Linked DNA regions of Homo sapiens: regions 1, 2 and 4 are each linked to region 3. Evidence: chromatin contacts called from ENCODE Hi-C or POLR2A ChIA-PET data. All regions are on one chromosome and are shown on one strand. Each heading gives the region's core, a stretch centred on a gene start or an enhancer-like site at or near the end of the contact. The rest is flanking DNA. Distances are from core to core; before and after follow the strand shown. Region 1 has its middle 30 kb from the start of MIR221. Region 2 has its middle 120 kb from the start of LINC01204. Region 3 holds the start of LINC01186 (long intergenic non-protein coding RNA 1186). Region 4 overlaps MIR222HG (miR222/221 cluster host gene).

Region 1 (4,819 bases), core at 2,171-4,670, 610 kb after region 3:
TCTGGTAAGCACCTGCTCATTCCAAGGCAAGGCAGTTTCAGATGAGTCCCAGTACTTCACCCACCCAATTAAATTGGATATTCATGCAGTTTTAATTTCTCCCATTTTCCAACCCCAGTTGTGATTTGGAGAATTAGCCAAGCTTCTCTATCTGCTTGTCTGTAAAATTGGGCTAGCCATTTACATAAAAGAGAAAATCTGTGAAATAAGCTGAGATTTTCTTTTCAGAGATTACTTAGCTTGAGTCAGATTTTAGGCCTTGCCCATTCCCACAGGCTGAGAGGAGCTTGTAGAGGAGTAACTCCCCCTACCTAAGGTTCTTTCTGGGACAGAAACAGCCCAACTTCCATTCTCTTTCCAGATAATTCTTGTCTCACCTCACGCCTACAATGAACTGAATGCTTATGTTCCCACAAATACCCCCCAAGGTGGTAGCCTTAAAAGGCGGGACATTTGGGTGGTAATTAGGTCATGATTTGGATTGATGCCCTTATGAAAGGGATCCCAAAGAGCTCACTTGCCTCTTCCCCATGTGAGGACACAGTGAGAAGCCTCCATCTATGAGGAATGGGCCCTCACCAGATACTGAATTTGCCAGTGCCTTGGTCTTGCACTTCCCAGACTCCAGAACTGTGAGAAATCATTGTGTATTGTTTATAAGCCACCCAGTTTATTGCGTTTAGTTATAGCAACCTTAACAAACTAGGACACTGCCCATGTTTAACTTAGCTATGTGATTTCTTTATTTTTCTTTTTTGTTAGCTCTTTGATATTTTTGTAAATTGTAGTTATTTGCATTTGGATCAAACACTTTTAAAATCAATGAATGGATATTTATCTATGTGAACTATTTATCATGAACCATTGATTCAAAGCAAAACAGAAAAGTATCATTTATAGAAACTCTGTACTATTGCCTTATAATCACTGTATTTTTAATACCTTTATTGAGGTGTAATTGCTATAATATATGCCATACAGATTGAGAATGTACAAGTTGATAAGTATTCACATGTGTATATATACCTGTGAAGCCATCTTCACAATCAAGAAAATGGACAGATCCATCACCTCTAAAAGTTTCTTCCTGCCCTTTTATAATTTCTTTCTCCCAACCCTCATCCCACCTATTCCCAGGCTGGGAGGAACAAGTATCATTTACTATTCCTGGTTCTGTGTGAGCACTGGATATTGTTCCCGCTAAAGCTTTCATGTGGTTCTTTCCCTATGCTTGTATAGTTTCCTCAGATGCATGTGCTAATTAGTACTCTGCTGAATACTCGAGGGGGACCTCCACAGCAATCCTGAATTTTTTCTCTTCTCTCTACACTGCCAAGTCTAGTTGCCTTGGTCTCCTTCAGATTCTCAACTCTATTTCTGCAACTCAAGGAGTCTTCTGGGCCCCCTCTGAGTTCCCCGTCCCTGCACTATGACCTGGACACTCCCTCCAGGCAGTAAACTGGTGCAAGTGTAGGGCTTAACTACTTTGTTTCCTGTTTCTCAGGAATCATTGTCTTTATTGCTTAATGTCGAATGTCTTGAAAACTTTTTTTTTTCATATATTTTGTCCAGTTTTTTAGTTGCTTAAGACGGGAGGATAAATCTTCTCCCTGGTATTCCATCTTGGCTAGAAGAGGAAGTTGCTCATAGTTCTATTGTTTGCTATAAAAATCTTAAGGGGCAATAAAATTTCCACTAAGAAACTGTAGGAAAATGTTTTTATAAGTTCAATAAGCAGATTTGGAAGGTAAATTTAACTTCTCAACTTCTTAAATACAGGGCCATGGGAATATTTAGAAGATCAATATTTATTATAACTGTGTTTGAAGGAAAATGAATGAATTGAATAAAAAATTAGAAGTGAATAAATGAGGAGACATGATTTCTGATTTCTTTTCCCTTTTCTCCACGTTCTTACAGTGCCTTCTCTCTGATGTTGGCCCACTCTCCTACATTTAAACTTTATCACTCAACCCATCCATCTATCCATCTACTAGTCCATCTATCAAATGTTACTGAGTGCCAGGGATAAAATGAATTGTAAGACAGGGAACATCCTACAATGTACTTACATATGGTGGGTGGGAGTTCTGTTATTGTAGAGGCCTGAATAAAATGCTGAAGCATTGTGGAGGGCAGAGTCATTAACTTGGGGCAGGGCTGGGGCACAGATTAAGGAAGGCTTCTCTCAGGAGAAAACATTTGAAATGAGTATTGAAGAGTGAGTAGCATTTGGCTAGGTTGAGATGGGAAGGAAGAGGTATTTGAGAGGGAGGTAAAGACCTAGGCCAAGGTGAGTGTGGGGAAAAGGTCAGTCCTATTTCTGGAGGGGTAAAAAGCTGACTGTGTCTGGGGTCAAGGGGCTGGAAGGTGGCACGGCAGGAAATTAGGCTACAGAGGTGGTTGGAGCCAGCCTAAGAACTCTGAGTGCTAAAACAGTGTCTCCCAAGAGCCTGAAGTTTCATAGCATGGAAATGACATAATCAGATGTGGGTTTTTGAGCTCTCTAGAGGAGGCAGGTGGCAAGAAGTCTCCACAGGATGCTGCTGAAGTCATCCAAGAAAGGATACTAGTCCCTGAACTCAGACAGGGAGGATGCAGACTAATCCAAGAGACATTTCTGCAAGAGAATTGGAAATGTACAGTGACTGGTTGTATGTTGAGAATGAATGAGAGGGAGACATAAGGATAAATGCCTCTAGGTTTTTCAATTTGAGAGAACTGGCAGATGTCATGTAATTAACTGAGATGGAGACAGAAGACAGAATAGGTTTGAATTAGCTTTTAGTTCCACTGAGTTTAGAGTTTTTATGGATCACTCATGTGGAGAGATAGAACAGGAAATTGGACCTCGAGAGAGGTCTGAGAGTCAATGGCACAATGCCATGGTTAGAATGATCACAATTGGTTTGATCATGGTGCATAGAATGAGCAGAAAGTAATATGACATTCTTGTTCTCTGAAAAACTTTAATGAAGAATTTTGTACTTCAAATATCTATCAAGCAAAGATACTCATGCAGGCCAATTTCTGAGTATCCCAGTGCAGGAGATAAAAGTCTGCCGTAATATTCTCTCAGTAGGCAAAGGGTTTTAAGGTATTCTCATCAGCTGTCATGAATTCTAGAATTTTACACAGTGTAATGTTCTTCAGTCAAAATGAAAAAATCAGAGACAGGCATGTATTGTCTACAGACTTTCTAAGCAGTGACCACTGGAACAGAAAAGTAAGAAGAGCATCTGAAAGAGAGTCTCAGGAGTCAATGCTGAGCCCTTTTCAAAGAGTTGCTATTTTAAGTCCAGCTCTGATTTAAATATTCCTGGTACTGAATAAGCAGGGGAACTTGGGAAAGCCTGAGTCACCCTCACACCCTTAGCTGGCTTCATAAAGCAAGACACATTCTGACTTGGCCATTTTATGAGCCTGTGAAAGTGAAATCTATTTGAGGAAGAAGTGATTTGGTGTGACCTTTAAGCAGTGGAAAAGAAAACACTTGCCACTTCCGGAGGGCTTCCTCAGAGGAAGCGCTGCCTCAGGCAGTAGAACCCCACTGGCATTTCCCAATCTCCTGAAATATCAGAAATATTGGCTACAACATTTGCGTTCATAAGGACTACATGTTTGAGAATTATTGGTGGACAACTTTGTTAATGTCAATCTGTCCAAAGCTCTAATTAAGTTCTTCCCTTCCTCGACTAAGATGGTCCAAGGTGAGCAGACAGTGTTATATATTGTGAGGAAGCTCCCTTTCCCCAGGCTACAAGATGTAGGCAGAGAAAATGAAGAGCCCAGTTTTCCAGAATCCTAATTCAGGAAATCCCTCAGACATGGCATGGTTCCATTCCTGTATTCCAGTGTCAGACATTCAGTGGCATGGCCACTTAGTTTTCAGACTGAGACCAGATTTGGTGGTTTTTGTGTCTTTCATAGAAGTAGACAGCATGAAGAAACTTCTTGATTTAGTGCTACCTGGAATGAATGATTCTTAAATACAACACAGATTACAAAATGGTCAGGATTTGCCATCACATGCTTTAAAAGTTTCTTCTTTATATCACTGGAAGTTGTTGATGGCAATGAAAATATGCAATAGTAACTCTTCAGTTACTATTCTTCAGAAACTTCTAGACTTGCAAACACAACCCTGAGAGGAGAGACTGTTGTCATCCATCTGAGAATATTTGGAAGGTACCTGATAAGGTAGAAGCTGATCTTCAAAGAGTTTAGAAATTCTTGGCAAGTGGAGCCTGTCCTGGAAGTTGGGGCTTTCTGTCTTCTGGGAAATGAGTGCCTGAAAACAATGGTGGATGGGCAACTACAGGTTATGTCTACAGATGTCCAGTGCGAGGCTTCTGCAATGAATCCTTTGACTGAAATGCACAGAATGCTCAATGGAGTAAAAGCCTTGAGTCTTTTGTATCCAAAATTCACTGTGTGGAACAACGAATCACCTTAAGGATGTGGTATGAAGGGTTAGGGAGAAGAAGCTCACACTCAAAAGACCACCACCCTTGTTCCAAACCTCTACTGATCCCTGAACTTCTACTACCAGTCATTCTCTACTTTCCCACTTTTTGGAATTTATGGAAGAAAAAAAAGGTGTTGCCACCAGGCTGTGGATTAATTGATCATATTGACTCCCTAGTTAATTTCTGGGCCATTGGTTGGGAAAAGAGAATGCAAGGAGCCCAAAAAAACTACCTAATCTACAGTTTTGCTTACTTATTATACGGCCTGATGAAACATTACCTTAGAAGTGAGAATGCCTTACAATACACTAGTTTTTGGTGGCCATTTTATTGGATATTTACTATGTGCC
Region 2 (5,064 bases), core at 1,627-4,126, 710 kb after region 3:
AGCCACTTTCCCCTCACTTCTTGTAGTCTAGCCACACTAACCTTATTTCTGTGCCTTGAATGTGCCATAATATCTCTGCCACAGAGCCTTTGCACAGCCTGTTTGCTTTGTCTGATAGGTTGTTTCTTTCTTCCACATACTTCAGAGCTCAGGCCAAATTTTACTTCCTAAGGGAAACCAGGTAGAAATGCTTTTCACATCAGAATACAAGCCAGAAGAGGGCTACAGAGCAGGGAAGGGGGCATTTGTAGGCTCTTTGTTGTCTTCTTCTCTACGTATCTTTTATAAGTTGGCAGTGCCATAGCTCTACTTTCCAAAACCCTCTGTGTCTCCTCATATCCATATCTGAGAAACATAAGTCTGCAGTTCTGCATCATTGCCAAGCTCTGGTTGACAACCGACTTGAGTTTGAGATATAAAGAAAAACAATGAATTCCTTCATTGTTCCTATTGATCCTGAGATCAAGGAGTTTTTATTCTTTTTTTTTTTTTTTTTTGAGACGGAGTCTTGCTGTGTCACCCAGGCTGGAGTGCAGTGGGGCCATCTCGGCTCACTGCAAGCTCCGCCTCCCAGGTTCACACCATTCTTCTGCCTCAGCCTCCCGAGTAGCTGGGACTATAGGCGCCCGCCACCATGCCTGGCTAAGTTTTTTTGTATTTTTTTTAGTACAAACGGGGTTTCACCGTGTTAGCCAGGATGGTCTCGATCTCCTGACCTCATGATCCGCCCGCCTCGGCCTCCCAAAGTGCTGGGATTACAGGCGTGAGCCACCGCTCCCGGCCGAGTTTTTATTCTTACAGGCTCTGGGAGTGAAAACCAAGAAGTTTCCTTTTTCAGCCCTTGTGGACACAGAACTCCAATAGTTCAAAGTTTTATGGACACAGAACTCCAACAGTTCAACATTGGTTCTAAATTTAGAATGCTGAAGTTAGAGTGCTTTGTTAGTCTGACAAATACAATATTCTCCTGAGTCTAACATTTAGAGCTTACATATTTTTTCCCATTCACAAAGTGCTATAGGCAATGACTGCTATTTGGCTTGGGAATTTTAGTAGTGACTTTTTAAAAACTCTCAAGTCATTCTGACTTTGACCCTCTCCAGCCAAAGGCATGACCAATGCATTTTAGTTCACCAGAACTTACCATTTTCCCCATGCTGTTCTGTGTTAGATTTCATCTGGATTCTCTCCAGAGTTTAGTGTTTAAACTGCCATTTATGGGAACACATTTTGCTAATTGTGCTCTTATTTGGATAAGTCACATGAGCCACATTGCTAAGTTGTGACTACAACCTCAGCTGCTGCTGAACTGCCCAAGGCAGGAAAATAAATTGCACCAATCTGCTCCAGAAATGAGAGAATGGGGGAAAATCCTTAGATTTGATTAGATGTTAGCTTTCAACCATTTATGTGGGGTTTTTTCCTTCTTAATGAAAACATCCTGTTAGTAAAAATTTAACCATCTCAAGAGCTTTGACAGGGGATGAAAAAAGTGAAAGTTTTAGTGTCCTCCTAATGTAGGCTCCTAGAATATCCATCCATCATTCTACGCATGCCAGTAACACCCACATTTGTTGCTTGATTTACTGATTCAGTGGTTCCTTAAGCATTCTATCTATATCTATCTATCTATCTATCTATCTATCTATCTATCTCTATTATATCTCTTTGCTATATCCCTCTCCATTCTTTTTCTTTTGAAGTAATTGGTAGGTCAATATATACATCTGTGAGTACCTATAATATGAATTCATTGTGAGAAAGATGAAATGCAGTGGTTGCAAGAAATAAAACTTTTGGGGGGACAATTGATGAATGAGACTCATTCACAACACATGGACTTTATTAAAATAATGGTGCATGTGTCATCCTCTGATGGAAGAGCTGGACTGGGATGAACTGTGAGCTTGCTTGTTTGCAGATGCTGAAGCACATAGGCCAGATTCCTCATTTCTCACAAGCCCACATAGGTATGCCTGCAGCATGGCATCTACAAAACATGCTGCCCTAAGCACAAAAGTGGATTATCTGCTTCTTTTGGTTGATGGCAGTTATTTCAGGGAGGGACTATCAACAAGTTTCTACTTGCTACAATCTAGGGCTTGAATCCATAGGCCATACTCACTTGGCCTGAAAAGACATAACCAGACTGGAAGAAAGAACCTTGCCTTAATTCAAATGTTAAAATCTCAAGAGTCTGGCATAAGGGAGGAGGAAATAATGGACAGAGTATTCTCAAAACTGGCTTTCTGCTTGCTAAGTAAGCATACACACGTAAAGGTAATGTAAATATATTTTCTCTAAAGGTGAACTACTGTTACCGATGCCAGGGTGGAAAACAAGACTGAAGTTGTTGAAGAAAATAAAGAACTATAGGTAATAATAGTACCACTAAAACTAGAGATGATGCCAAGCTGCAGGTTATAAGTATGACTTCACATGAAGCTGGAAAGCATGTATCATTACTTCGCATTCAAGTTCTGAGCAGTTTTTAGAAAATGGAAATGACATCCTTTACAGATTTAAATTTCAACATTGCTTTTGTTTTTCATGCTGATTCACCCAGAACTTGCCAAAGAAAGTCCCAGTAAAAATGTTCATGAAGGTTTTAGTAAAGTAAAAGACAAAAAAGATTTGTTTCTGAGGCTTTCCTGAGTGATTTCTCTAAATTCTTCTTGAATCATCATTCTTCGGAAAATGAGTTTGTACTCCTGCAGGCTCTGAAGGTCAGGATAGACCAGCTATGACTTTTCTAGGAAGTGAGTAATAGTAAGACCACGGGACTAATTTCTGGAGGCCTGGAGGTACTTTTCATTTCAGAAGCTGTAGGTGTGGTTTTCCCCTCCAAATGGCTTTAGGGAGTTCCAGAGGCGTGTGTACACTTGAAATGGGAATAGCCAACCTAAAGTAAACTTGCCCTGGAGGTTCTGCCAACCTCTGTCAGCTCTTACCCTGGGTTTCCCCACCCATAGTGACTGGTCCTTTATATTCCTTCTCACTCCTTTCTTCTCTATCACCCATTCCTCCAACCATTCCTCCCCACCAACTCCAAATCTTCATACCCATGCAAAAACCTGAGAATTCTTTGAATATGTATCACTTAGAATTCCTTCTTCCCGGAAAATATGGAAGGACACTGCTGCCAAATGCTGTTTGTAAGACTCACACGCAAGCTATAGCCATGGAAAATTCGTAAGAATCATTGTTGGGAGGGGAACACGTTCATAATTCTTTAAAAATTCATATTCTTTTTGGAGAAAAATTTAGGGTTTTAGTGTTAAAATGCAGCTAAGTGGCTTCATTTTCTTCATTCATTCACTCAATAAAAATTTACTGTGCACCTACTATATGCCAGATGTGGTGTTAGAAGATACTGTGATAGAAGACACAGTCACTGCCCACAAAGATTTTAAGAGTTGGTGAAGAAGAGAAGAAAAATAATAATTACAATATAGTGCTATAAAGACTATGAGAGATGTTGTAGTCAGTATGCCATGGGCAGTTAAGAATTGTTAAAGTCCTCAATGATGAGTAGGACTTAATGAGGAAACTGTGTGTGTGTGTGTGTGTGTGTGTGTGTGTGTGTGTGTACTGGACTTGGGGAAATTGCTGGTGTTGTCCAGCTTCAGACGGGCTAAAGTTACCACCAAAACCCACTTTCTAAAGCTTATTACACACTAATAAGGCAGAAGAGAAAGTGGACCAAGCTTTCTTCAGTATTCTCTTTCCTCTCCATGGTGTTCCCAATTTCTCCTCCCCTTTTCCCCATATTTTTGCTTCCAACTTTCAGGAAATAATTAATAGACTTAATTCTTCATGGTTAAGTTTCATTGCTTGTTTCCCACAAGAGCTTATGCATTTCAGTAAATGTCAGTGCCTTCATTCAAAAATCTGAATCTGTAATGGAATGTGTTTGGAACTTACGGAGGAGATGGAAGACTCACGGCAAACACCTATTCTACTCATCCTACCCATTTCTGTAAGAAATGATCCTGGCATTTATGACACTAAGGAATAAAGCAGAAATCTACACCATCAACTATAGCTCAAATTCCATTAAGGTGAATTTCAAGAGCTGCCCATATTCTTTAGCTCTACTGGAATGTGGTTTTACTTACTGGCAGGTGAACTGAGCAAACTCAACACCAGTTTGGAAATAGTTAATGTAATACAACAGATGATCTTTAAAGTCCCCAATTCTAAACTGCTGTGAATTCTATGCATTAGATTCCTATCAAGTTCTGCCTGTGGCCAGGGGAAATGGTTAACAAAGTGGCAGAAGCTTAGCTTTACTTGCTGGCTTTCAACTATTCTTTTTTGTTAAAGTAATGCATTACATGTTATAAAATCCATTATATAATGAATATATAAAATATGAAGTAAGTCTCCCTGCCAACCCTGGATTCTCTTTCCAGAGTCAACACTGTTACTATTTTCTTATAGATCTTCCCAGATATTTTCTCTTCACATATAAAATCTTTGTCTTTTTAAGATAATACATTTTTCATAATGTTACTGCTAGAAACAGACACAATAAGCACTATATTTTATATTTTGATGTATTTAACTTATCTCTAGTATCTCTTGTTAAAAATTTGTTTTAAAAATGTTTTTCTCAAAATATACATATAAGCAACACAATATTATTGGGTTATTTAAATAAATGAGAATTTTTGAAATATTTGATTTTTATTGGTACTTAAGCTCTTTTTAAAACAGTTACATTAGTCAAAGATACATTTACACTAAATTAAAAGTGAACAAATTAATGACAAGAATGTATTTGTAACCTGTCCTCAGACGGGCACACATATCAGGTGGTTTGTATTTCATGCTGTTTCATTCATGGAGTTCATATTATTTTATACAATACATAGTTTCAAAAAATCCTTCAGTATGGTTGATGTACCTCCTTGAAGCTGTGACTATTTGAGATACTAGTAAGTTCCTGACACAATGCTTTCTGGAAGAACCACCTCCAGCTCTATTCTGTGTCTTGCAAATGACAAATTGGATAATAGTGGGAAGACATTACAGCATAGTTAATAGCAATGGTCAAATAAG
Region 3 (5,335 bases), core at 1,975-4,474:
CTCGTAGCCCTGTGAATTAAAGTGACAAAAAACAGTTTACTGAGCTGGGTATGTGTAGTGGTGTGCACCTGTAATCCCAGCTACTTGGGAGGCTGGGGCGGGAGTTCAGAAGTTCAAGACCAGCTGAAACTGCCTTTGCAAAGATTATAAAGTGAGACAGTAAAAGAGATCTGACCAAACTGACTCCATTTTCCCTTTAAGCTCCAAGCTGCCCTTGTTCCTTCCTGGGCATAAGTCAAACTAACTTTGGGAGGAATTTAGTCTATAGTTTAACTTTGAAACAAAGATGATAACAGTCCCTCCCTGAAACAAACTCCCTCCTTGCTTGGGGACCAGATCATGTTTATAAAACTAACAATTTAGCCACAAGATTAGAAATTATGGCTCAAGAGTCATGTAGCTAGAGCCCACAAGATTCCTAACTTTCTCAATTGCTCCTATGGATAACATCACTATTGTAAAACCAAAGATTGGTGTTTGAGGTATTTTTCAGACCCTGCATTCTGATGGATTAGCTGGTGCCACCCGGACTGGTAAACTGGGTCCTCTGCTCTTGTGGCTCACACCCAGGAACTGACTCAGTGCAAGAATACAAGCTCCGACTCCCTGTGATTTCATCCATGAGCCGACCAATCAGCATTCTCCATTTCCAAGCCTTTTGCCCGCCAAACTATCTTTAAAAAAGCCTAGCCTCTGAGTTTTGGGGGAGGCTGATTTGAGTAATAATTAAACTCTAGTCTCGTGTTTAGCCAGCTCTCTGTGTATTAAACTATTAAACTCTTTCTCTATTGCAATTCCCTTGTCTTGATAAATGAACTGCATCTGGGCAGCAGGCAAGATGAACCAGTTGGGTGGTTACTCAGGCTAGGCAAAATAGCAAGACCCCATCTATATAAATTTTTTTTTCATAAAAAAAAGAAGACAGGTTACCCTGAGAAAAAGATAGATTTAATTATATACATACACACAAAAGTTAACAAATGAGGGTGACTCAAGGAAGCGTTAGAATTTGGGGCTTACATACCATCCTAAACTAGACAAAAGGAAAGGAGGTTTTGGGCTTTTTGGAGGGTGGTAAGTTATGGGAAATGTATGGTAAATAAGGATTGTCTTGCTATTTAGATAGGAGACATCTCAGGTGCTAAGAGTTTTCCTAGTACAGGAGAGGGAGACACCTTACAACTGGAAATTTATGTCCTGCTTTTAGTCAGAAGCAGGAAGGGCAGAGAGCTAATTGCCTTCAGCTCAAAACCATCCTTTTTGAGTGACATGTTTGGGGGTGGCATATTCTGGCCCCCTTCACTTGCTTCTAGTTTCTGGTAGTTTGCTAGCAATCTTTCACATTCCTTGACATGTAGAAGTGTCACTCTGATCCCTGCCTTCATGTCCACAGGGCATTCCCCTTATATGTGCATGTCTATCTCCAAATTTCCCCTTTTTATAAGGACACTAGTCATATTGGATTAGGGACCCACCCTATTACCCTACTCTGGTATGACCTCATCTTAACCAATTATGTCTACAGTGACTATTTCCAAATAAAGTCACATTCTGAGGTACTGGCGGTTAGGGCTTCAACATATGAATTTTGGGGGACAAACACAATTGAACTCATTGCAGGAAATCTGGTGGGGCAGAACAAGAACACCACCACACACAATTGATCAGACAAATCTAGAATGTGGGGCTTTCTACAAAGTCTCTTCAAAAACACAATGTCATTTTTAAAAAGTAGAGGGACTATTCCAAAAAGACTAAAAAAACCAAATGTATGAATTGTGATTGGATTTTGGTTTAATTAAGAAACTGCTACAAGACATAGTACAGGTTGAGGAGATTTGAATGTGGACTGGGTATTCTGAGAGTTAGGTGGTATTAGGCAATTACTGTCGATTTTCTTAGAGGTAATCATTGTACAATAGTTATATAAGAGAATTAACTTATATTAGAATGATGCAAGCTGAAGTATTTGGGATGAAGTGTCATGATGTCACTTTTAATTTAATTTACTTTTAAATAGATCAGCAAAAAAAAAAGTATATATTCATGAAGCAAATCTGTATATATAGCTGTGTATATAGATAAAGCAAATATACCAGAAGGTTAACATTTGTCAAATTTCAATGGTGGGTATAGGGGTTTTCATTGTGCTATTCTTTCAACTTTTCTGCATGTTTGAAGTTTTTCGTAATAAAAAGTTGACAGAAAATGAAGAAAAATAGTTTTTTAAGAGAAGATTTTTTTCCCCCATCTTTCTATTGAAAATAGAGCATTAAAAAAATCCAACTGGCTTAAAACGTACATGAAAATTCAGTTAGTGAAAAAGTAAAATTTGCTGTTAGGGTTGTAAAACAGTTGGGCTGTTTTCCAAGCAATTCCTTCCCTTTATTACTGTGAGTTGGAGGTTAGAGCACAAGGCCCTCAATCAAGAATTATTTGAAGGCCTCCAAAAGCCCTGCTGACCTCCAAGTATCTCCCCTGCTGGCTTTCCATGTGGCCTGAAATTTCTGTCACCTGGGTCAATTCTCAGGGATCAAGTATTTTCTCACTATTGGGGAGGCAGTGCCCCCTTTTAAAATGCAAATCTGGGAGGGATCCTGGGCCCATTAAGTGGGAACAATTGTCTGAGGAGCCACCACCTGCCCAAAGGCCCGCAATTCTGACAGCTCCTTCCCCAACCCCTTACCACCACTGAGATTGGACAATGTGTGCTTTAGGAAACAAAATTGAACAATGCATGCTCTAAGAAACTTCTTAGGTGAAGACACCATTTCAAGAAAGCTTATTTTCCGTGAATAAAATGGGGTGCATGAGGTCATTGCTGTTTTTACTTTGTAAACTGGGTGGCCTCTGAAAGCTTCTTTACAACACTTCAAAGGAAGCCTCCTCAACTCTTCCAGGCCCCCACCCCCTTTCCTTTGTTACCGCATTCTTACTGACCCCAAGGTTTTTCACTGAATGAAGAGTTTCCAAGGGGTCTAAAAAATACCTGGGACAATTAGAGAAATGAAAACCAGGGGGTCAAGATGAATCGACCCTTGGCAGAGGATTTACATAAATAGGTCCTAACCTCTGGCTGTGAATAAAAGATAAAATGCCCCACTGGGGTCAGAACTGCAGTTCAAGGGCATTTGCAGGGCCAAGCCTGGCTTCTCTGCTATGTCAGGAATTCCAGGAATGCCACTGATCATTGTGTGTTGGCAGGGCGCAGGAGGTTGCAGCCAGGCTAACAGAAACCCAGCCCTGCCCACTGGGTGAAACTGCAAGTCGAGAGCGTGGGAAACCAGCAAGTTGAGAGAGGATCCAGAAGTAACCCCTTCTAAAACGGGAAAGATGCCTTCCGAAAGGTGACCAAATTCTTGTTTTAGATGGTGGTGTTAATTTGGGAGGTTGGAAGGGAGGCAGGTGGGAGAAGGGACATGTCCCTTTCGAAGAGCCCCTTTGTTTCTTCTGTGGAGCACAGCTCTGTGGGAGGCATCTGCTCTTTACCTATAGACCGGATGGCCTGGTACTGGTCTTCTCTAGACTGAAGGTCCTCCACCAGGTCTCCTGCTGCTGCTACCTAAGAAAGAAATCTCACAAGGGTGTTAAAAGGTAATTTCCAGAAAGAGGTAAAATCGTGACCGTTATACAGATATAAAAACGAACATGTGTTAAAGACTTTATTTTACTTACATAACTGAGAGAGCCAGGCAGATGTTATAACTGGTTTAAAAAAGAAACAGCCCCAATTTATGTGGAGTAAAGGAATTTAGAGATGAATTGCAAATGGAAGCAAACTGTTTATTGCCCCCCACCCCGCCCCCGCCGCCACACACACAGGGGGAAGGAAGTCAATTGAACCAGATAGGACAGGATTTGCATATCTATCAGTGACCTACAACTTAGGGAGTGGCAAATAGCTCCAGTAGAATCAGAATCAGATAACGCCTGAAAGCACGTACTACAGGCAATAGTTTTCTATTGAAGTGTGAATTTACAGGGGCAAGAAATTTTGCTTTCTGAATTTTTTTTTTTTTTGAGACAATGTTTCACTCTGTCACCCAGGCTGGAGTGCAGTGGCGCGATCTCGGCTCACTGCAACCTCTGCCTCCCGGGTTCAAGCAATTCTCTTGCCTTGGCCTCCCAAGTAGCTGGGGTTACAGGCATGTGCCACCACGCCCGGCTAATTTTTGTATTTTTAGTGGAGATGGGGTTTCTCCATGTTGGTCAGGCTGGTCTCAAACTTCTGGCTTCACATGCTTTTTTAACCCAAGAGAGTGAGATGAACTTGAGAATCTTTGGTCAAAGTTGCCCCCCAAACCTCCACAATATTCTACCTTACTTTATTTCCCTGTCACATCAAAATGCATACAATCGTGGTTGATTTGTTTCTCGGTGATTTGAGAAGGATTACAAAGAGGCTGTCTTGACCTTGTCATCTTGTTCTTTTCTCTCTTACAGCACTTGGCCCTAAAGAGAAAACACTAGGAGGATGGGAACCAGGGACAGAGAAGCTACTTGCTCTGCAGCTGTTTGGGCCAGTATGTTCCCTAATCTTGATGGCCATCCTGGGCTTATTTTCCTGAGAGTCTCTAAGTGACTCACTGCATCACGTAAAACTAAGAAAAAGGATGTCCTGAATTTTCCTGCTTAGAGAGCTTGTTTTTCTTTCCTGTTGCATCAAAGGGGTCTGTTAAACTTTCTAAAAGTACTAATCTGACCTGATATCTGAAGTAACAGATAGGAATTTGGGCTCTTTAAATGGAGCCCTTCCCCCATACCTGCATCTCATTGAAGAGGCTGAACTTCAAAACAAAATCATGTTGGAGAATTAAGTCTCGTTCCCAGATTTAATTTCTTATTTTTATATTGTTGCATAAGAAATCTACTCTATAAGGCATCTATTTTCAAATTTGGAAAATCTTATTTTAAGTTCATTTATTTAAAGACCAACAAACAAAAACACCAAATTCACTAGCCCAGGTCTTTATGGACCACCATCTCCCCTCCCCGCCTCCATTTCTCCCTGGAGTAGTGATTGTGGGGCCACTGCATGAATTTTACTCTATTATTTATCTAATGAGCAAAGCCAAGGCTGGCAATGCTGAGAATGCATGAGGGAAAAAAAGATATCACAATGACAGCACACTCTGCAGCGTTCCATCCAAAAGCAAGTAAGTGACTCACTGTTCTGTAAAGCACAGGGCAGATTCTTATACGGAAAAACTACCCTCAGAAGTGCATGTGAGACCCTAGTCTGTGTAAAGGAATTTACTCTGGGTTTTCTTCACATTGGCACTCAGGTATGCGGGTGTGGGTTCACAGACATTCCTTTCTGACTCATTACCCACTT
Region 4 (5,189 bases), core at 2,177-4,676, 570 kb after region 3:
TGCTTTCAAATAATTTCCTTGTTTAAAGATATTAAGTGCAGTAGCGTTTACAATTAATGATCACAACCAGTTACAGATTGCTTTGTTCTTTCTCTACTCCTGCTGCTTCACCTGCCTACGCTTATAATAAAAGAACATTAAGAGACAACAAAGGCCATCACAAAGATGTCTTCAAAAATAATTTTAAAATAGAATTTTAATTAATTTAAAGGTAAGAAGTGTTGCCATGCCCTCAATCAAATTTATTATGACTTTTTGAAAATATCTCTAAGTAAATATATAGAAAATGAGGAATGAACATAGGGGAGGGCTTTTGGAATTTATACTACTATTCTTTCAAAAAATATTACTCGTCTCCATGTTGCAGTTAGGAATACGCTTCCTTAAGACAGAGTCATTATCTTTACTTGTTATTTAAATCTTGATATCACCTCCTATAGTTTTTGAAAGACATCACTCTTCAAGTTGTCTTCAATGGCACAAACTATACCTGTGCATTTTCTGAAACAAGTTTGACCATACCAGCAAAGGCAATGAAAATGCTTTGTCTTTCAGCATGAAATGTGAAGTCTACATTATTAGTGGGTATATATGGCCCAAGGGAAGAAAATGTTGAAGTAGATTTAAAAACAAAAACAAAATCACTCACACTCTAAAAGAATGTCTCAGTATTTCAAGGCTCTTCTCTCTCTCTGTGTTAAAACCAATAAGGAGGCCTCAGGACAAGTTAGGTTGATAATGACAGTGAATATCTACCTTTCTCCCCATTCCGTTTGACATCCATACTCCAAAAGACCTTCCCTTATTTGCTATGCATGGGTAGCAGGGAGATTATAGAGAAACTGTTCTTTTTCCTGCTTTCTTTTTTTACTGCTGGGGGAGTGATCACTTTCCTACAGCTCTTGTCCACCTGGCCCTTGAGGCGTTTGGAGTTTTGGTAAGGTGTTAACAAAAATTGTCTCAGGTGCCAACTAAATTTCATAAGCTTATAGCAGCACAACAGACTAAGACACCACATGGGAAATGTACATTTTACAAAAATATATTATACATCTACCATGTCTACCATGTGCCTTAGAGAGTTCTGGGTCTGGTAATACAGCAGTGAATAAAGTCCCCGCTCACATGGAGCGGGTAGGCTGATGGTGATGGAACTCATAAGTATACGGCAGGTGTTAGTAAACACTGCGGAGAAAAATAAAGCTGTGTCAGAGAGAGAGTACCTGGGGATCAGGGGTAGAGCGACGTTAACCAGGGCTAATAGGAAGGCCTCTTTGATGTTATTAGGCCAGTGAGGAATCAGCTGTGGGAGTGTCTGGAGGAAGAGGATTCCAGGCAGAGAAAATAAAAAAGTAACTGCAGTAGAGACGGGAGCAGGCTTTGTGTGTCCAAGAGACACATCATGGCAGATCAGGTAGGACTCTGTTGGCCACAGTAAGAAGCTGTTTGGAAGGTAGGAAATGATAACTAGAGAGAGTGAAGATGGTATTCTGAGAGTCTATGTGATTTATTGTAGGGATCCCGGAGAGTCGAGCCCCTTGTGCCTCATAACTGGAGTGTTTACAAGCCGTGTAAGGCCTTCTTGCAGTAAAATGCTACTTTTGTAATTTAAATTATTATGCTATGAAAACCTTAGCAAAGATAGATAAAGTTGAACTATTTGAAGCACAATTACAGCTAAAAAGCGCAAAGTGGGCAATTCTTCCTATCACATCTACTCCTCAGAGAGATGTGGGGTACCTGAATGTCTAACTGTGGAATGTTTTGATTTGATTTAAATTTGCCAAAAACTCATCTTCCATAAGGCATATCTTTGCTGATTTTTGCACTCAGTAACAAGCAGTTTAGAATTTTGAACTGAAGGGATTTTAAATCCATGTTTAAAGTGCTTTCATTTTAAAATAATTCTTAGTTTTATGTTCAGTCAGATGATAAGCTCCTTTTTAAAATTCTGTATGAAAACTTACTGTTTGGTACAGGTTAAGAAGTCTTGTTATACAGTACTTATTTTATTGGAGGTACAAAGAGAGTGTGGAAAAATAAAGGCAATTGGCCAGGTGGGAAGGGTAAAATTGTTTTATGTACCTTTTCTCTTGTAAAGTTGTGTTAAAAACATTTTTGTAATTTCTTAAAGGTAGAGTTGATTGCCATAATTTGATTGCAGCCCCCTGTCATTACTTCACTATTATACTCGGATACTAAATGCCCCTTACTAAATCTAAGGAAATGGGCAAGTTCTGTCATCTGGGAGTTTACATGTTAAGAGACATTGCACGGGTGAGAACAGACATAAAATGTATATGTAATTATATCGACAACATACAGGGCTTAGAAAGGGGCTTGATAGCCTTTTATAGGTGTCGTCCAGGTTTATCTTACTTGAAATACTGCCTGAGACTCTATACCTAATTCTTATCACATAGCCTTTCTATTAGTCAATGATAGATTTGGGTTGGGTTAACCCTCATATTCTTTTAGCAAGGGACCCACCTGCAGAAAAGAGTTATTATTGGTTTTGTCATTTATAGTTTAGTTCAACAAGACCGGATTTCCTCACCGCCTTTGGCTGAAACTGACTGACTAAATCAGTTTCACTTGTGGGGTAGAGAAATGAGTAATTTGGGAACATAGAGTGTTGTGTGGAGGAGAGCTTAGTTTGCTCCTCTTCATCCTCCCCTTAGGTAAGAAGTCTGCATTGAGAGAGGGAGAAAGATTTGGGACATCATGGGGAAACTGACCCCCTTGGGTGAGACACATTGGGAATTAAGAGAAAGATGTAAAAATGGACCAGGAGAGGATGTACAGAAGCCCCAGGGGAGCCAGAGAATTTCTGGTCCTAAGCTCAAGTGTCAGCCTCAGTTCTGCCTAGCATCTTGGACATGCTGTCCCTGCTGGCTTATCTCCTGTAAGACAAGGGGCATACTCCTGACTTACTGAGCATCCCATCTCAGAGGAGCTGGGAGTACAAGGAATTCAGGAATGGACTTTCAAGACAACATCTAACCCGAGTCTTCTGCAGACATTTCTCTACTGAATCTACTTTCTAAGTGTAGATTAGTGTCTAAGAGATAGACATTAAGTTTCTTTTTCTACCAGCCTCTGACCCCCTTGCTTTGAGGAAAACACATGTGTTGTCCACGAAGTGGTGAGTTCTGTTTGGTCCTTCCTCTAAGATTGGTCCGGGGCTTGAGCCGTTTTGCCCCATGTGCTCTGGGATTTCCCCCGGTTGTCCCCCCATATAAGTAGACAACTTGCTGTCTGTGTTCTAAGACCTTCATATTTTTCCCTTTGACTTGAGTCTGTTCTGGAACAATTGTGTGGTGGCTGGGCACTGCAAAATGAGTCAGTTCCTGCAGTTTGGTTACAAGTTCTCAAAAAGTATTTCAGAATGTGGATGTGGTCAGCAGAGTCATTTTCCAGACATCTAAAAGGAAACCCACATCAACTGTAACAATTGAGCTACGAACCGATGGCTCTACACAACCGAATGGGGCCTGCTTTTCCTCAAAGCCTGTAGGTGCCCTCAAATCTAGCATTCTCTATGGATCGGAAAGGAGAATTCATCTTCATGCTTGTAGATCACATTTTATCTGTTACTGTTGACATAAAAAAATGCGATAGAGGTTTTGGCCTTCATCACCTTTTGAATGTGGGCACAAATTTGACATAAGAAATAATTAGTAAAATGGAATCTATGGGATTAGAGTATAATTAGTGCAAAGTGTGAAATGTGGCTTAGGGATAGATGCTTGGGTAATTGAACTAATGCACGAAGGAGAGGTTAAGATGGTTTGGGTACCGATAGAGTACATCGAAATATGCTTATTTGGTTTACTAATAGTCTGAACCTGTGCAGACTTAGCAGCAATACTGATAAAATATCATTAAATCCTTTTCAAGCTTTAAAAGAAGTTCAGATTTGTCATAACATTTGGAGAATATTTTCGCTCCACACAAGTTTTGGAAAATAATCTTTGTGAATTTTTTTATCCTCTTGGGTATCATGAATTGTAAAATTTTGTTGCAGTTCTCAGTTACCAGTCTTGCTCCACTCATTAAAACTGATGGCATTTTCAATAATAAGAAAACAAAATTTAAAAATGGGTAAACGATTTGAACAGACACTTCACCACAGAAGATACGCAAATGGCAGATAAGCACAAGAAAAAATCTTTTCAATGTCATTAGTGAAACACAAGTCAAAACCACAGTGAGGTACTGCTACACACCTATCTGAATGGCTAAAATTTAAGAAGCCAGCCATGCCAACTGTTGGTAAGGATGTGTAGGATTTAGAACTCTCATGTAAAATGATACAAACATGTCAAACATACACCTATCATATGATTCAGCTGTTTCACTCCCAGAGAAAAGAAAGCATGTGCTCACCTGAAGACTCGTACGTGAATATGCATAGTAGTTTTATTAGTAATAGCTAAAAGCTGGAAACAATCCTAATGTCTATCAACAGGTAAATGGATAAACAAATTGTGGTGTATCTGTATGATGGATACTACTCAATAATAAGAAGGAATGAACTATTGATACCTTCAATAACATGGATGACCCTAACCCATGAGAGTCATATCATATGATTCCATGTATACAGAATTCTGGAAAATGTGAAAGCAGATCAGTGGTTACCTGGGGTAGGGGAGATGGGGGTGGCAAGAAAGGGGTTACAAAAAGGCCCGAGAAAACTTCCGGGCTGGTGGATAATTTCTGTCTTGTGTTGATGGTTTCATGGGTGTATATATGTCAAAACTTATCAAATTATACAATTTGAATATGTGCAGTTTATCGTATGTCAGTTATTCCTTAATTCTTAAAAAAAACTTAAAATAAGAAATCATTGTTATAGTAGATGGAAGGCTTTAAAATGCCCTTATTTGGCAAAATCAGCATTTCTTGGGGGGAGGGGGGAACCTGATAGAGTTTTAATGGTTTGAGGACAGAAATACGACCTTCTAGTACAGATGAGAAACCAAAGTTAAACAGTGAACATAATAAATGGGATCTCTTTAGTCCCTTTTGTTTACAAAGCATTTGAACAAGTGGTTCAGGAAGTATCTTTTCCAGCATGGTGGTTCCAGCTGCCTGCCCGACTTCTAAGCATTAGCACTTAAACAAACTTACTGTAGCAGTCTACCGTGCAATGTGGCTAAGACATCCAAAGTTGCTGTGTTCAG

The links. A loop is a pair of places that touch in the nucleus more often than their neighbours do. ChIA-PET counts read pairs that join two places held with the same protein, here RNA polymerase II (POLR2A). Pooled maps may share reads with other maps.
Region 1: a loop to region 3 is called in a map of endothelial cell of umbilical vein, with 7 times the contacts of the local background. The contact joins the enhancer-like site here to the promoter of LINC01186 in region 3. A Hi-C loop is called at or near these places in 2 of 168 maps with a recorded cell type or tissue (HCT116 and endothelial cell of umbilical vein), 1 of 37 single-sample maps with no recorded cell type and 8 of 50 pooled maps. POLR2A ChIA-PET finds 5 or more read pairs at or near these places in 1 of 52 experiments (PC-9).
Region 2: a loop to region 3 is called in a map of ascending aorta, with 2.9 times the contacts of the local background. The contact joins the enhancer-like site here to the promoter of LINC01186 in region 3. A Hi-C loop is called at or near these places in 1 of 168 maps with a recorded cell type or tissue (ascending aorta) and 10 of 50 pooled maps. POLR2A ChIA-PET finds 5 or more read pairs at or near these places in 1 of 52 experiments (activated naive CD4-positive, alpha-beta T cell).
Region 4: a loop to region 3 is called in a pooled map, with 4 times the contacts of the local background. The contact joins the enhancer-like site here to the promoter of LINC01186 in region 3. A Hi-C loop is called at or near these places in 11 of 50 pooled maps. POLR2A ChIA-PET finds 5 or more read pairs at or near these places in 2 of 52 experiments (Caco-2 and MCF 10A).

The regions. Positions count from the first base shown.
Region 1 is chrX:45,713,677-45,718,495 of GRCh38, reverse strand. No RefSeq gene overlaps it. Among named protein-coding and RNA genes, the nearest start is that of MIR221, 30 kb to the left of the region's middle. Within about 2 kb of position 3,420, at least 5 of the 41 ENCODE cell types and tissues checked have a DNase peak (open chromatin) inside an H3K27ac peak, as active enhancers do; they include HCT116 and endothelial cell of umbilical vein, where a contact is called at or near this core.
Region 2 is chrX:45,619,608-45,624,671 of GRCh38, reverse strand. No RefSeq gene overlaps it. Among named protein-coding and RNA genes, the nearest start is that of LINC01204, 120 kb to the right of the region's middle. Within about 2 kb of position 2,876, at least 4 of the 41 ENCODE cell types and tissues checked have a DNase peak (open chromatin) inside an H3K27ac peak, as active enhancers do.
Region 3 is chrX:46,325,563-46,330,897 of GRCh38, reverse strand. It overlaps LINC01186 (long intergenic non-protein coding RNA 1186), which reads left to right and starts at 3,224. Exons shown (of 2, transcript NR_110388.1): 1 at 3,224-3,347; 2 at 4,444-4,974. RefSeq lists an enhancer at 2,753-3,952.
Region 4 is chrX:45,756,653-45,761,841 of GRCh38, reverse strand. It overlaps MIR222HG (miR222/221 cluster host gene), which reads left to right. Exons shown (of 2, transcript NR_170290.1): 2 at 1-5,189. Among named protein-coding and RNA genes, the nearest start is that of MIR222HG, 11 kb to the left of the region's middle. Within about 2 kb of position 3,426, at least 12 of the 41 ENCODE cell types and tissues checked have a DNase peak (open chromatin) inside an H3K27ac peak, as active enhancers do.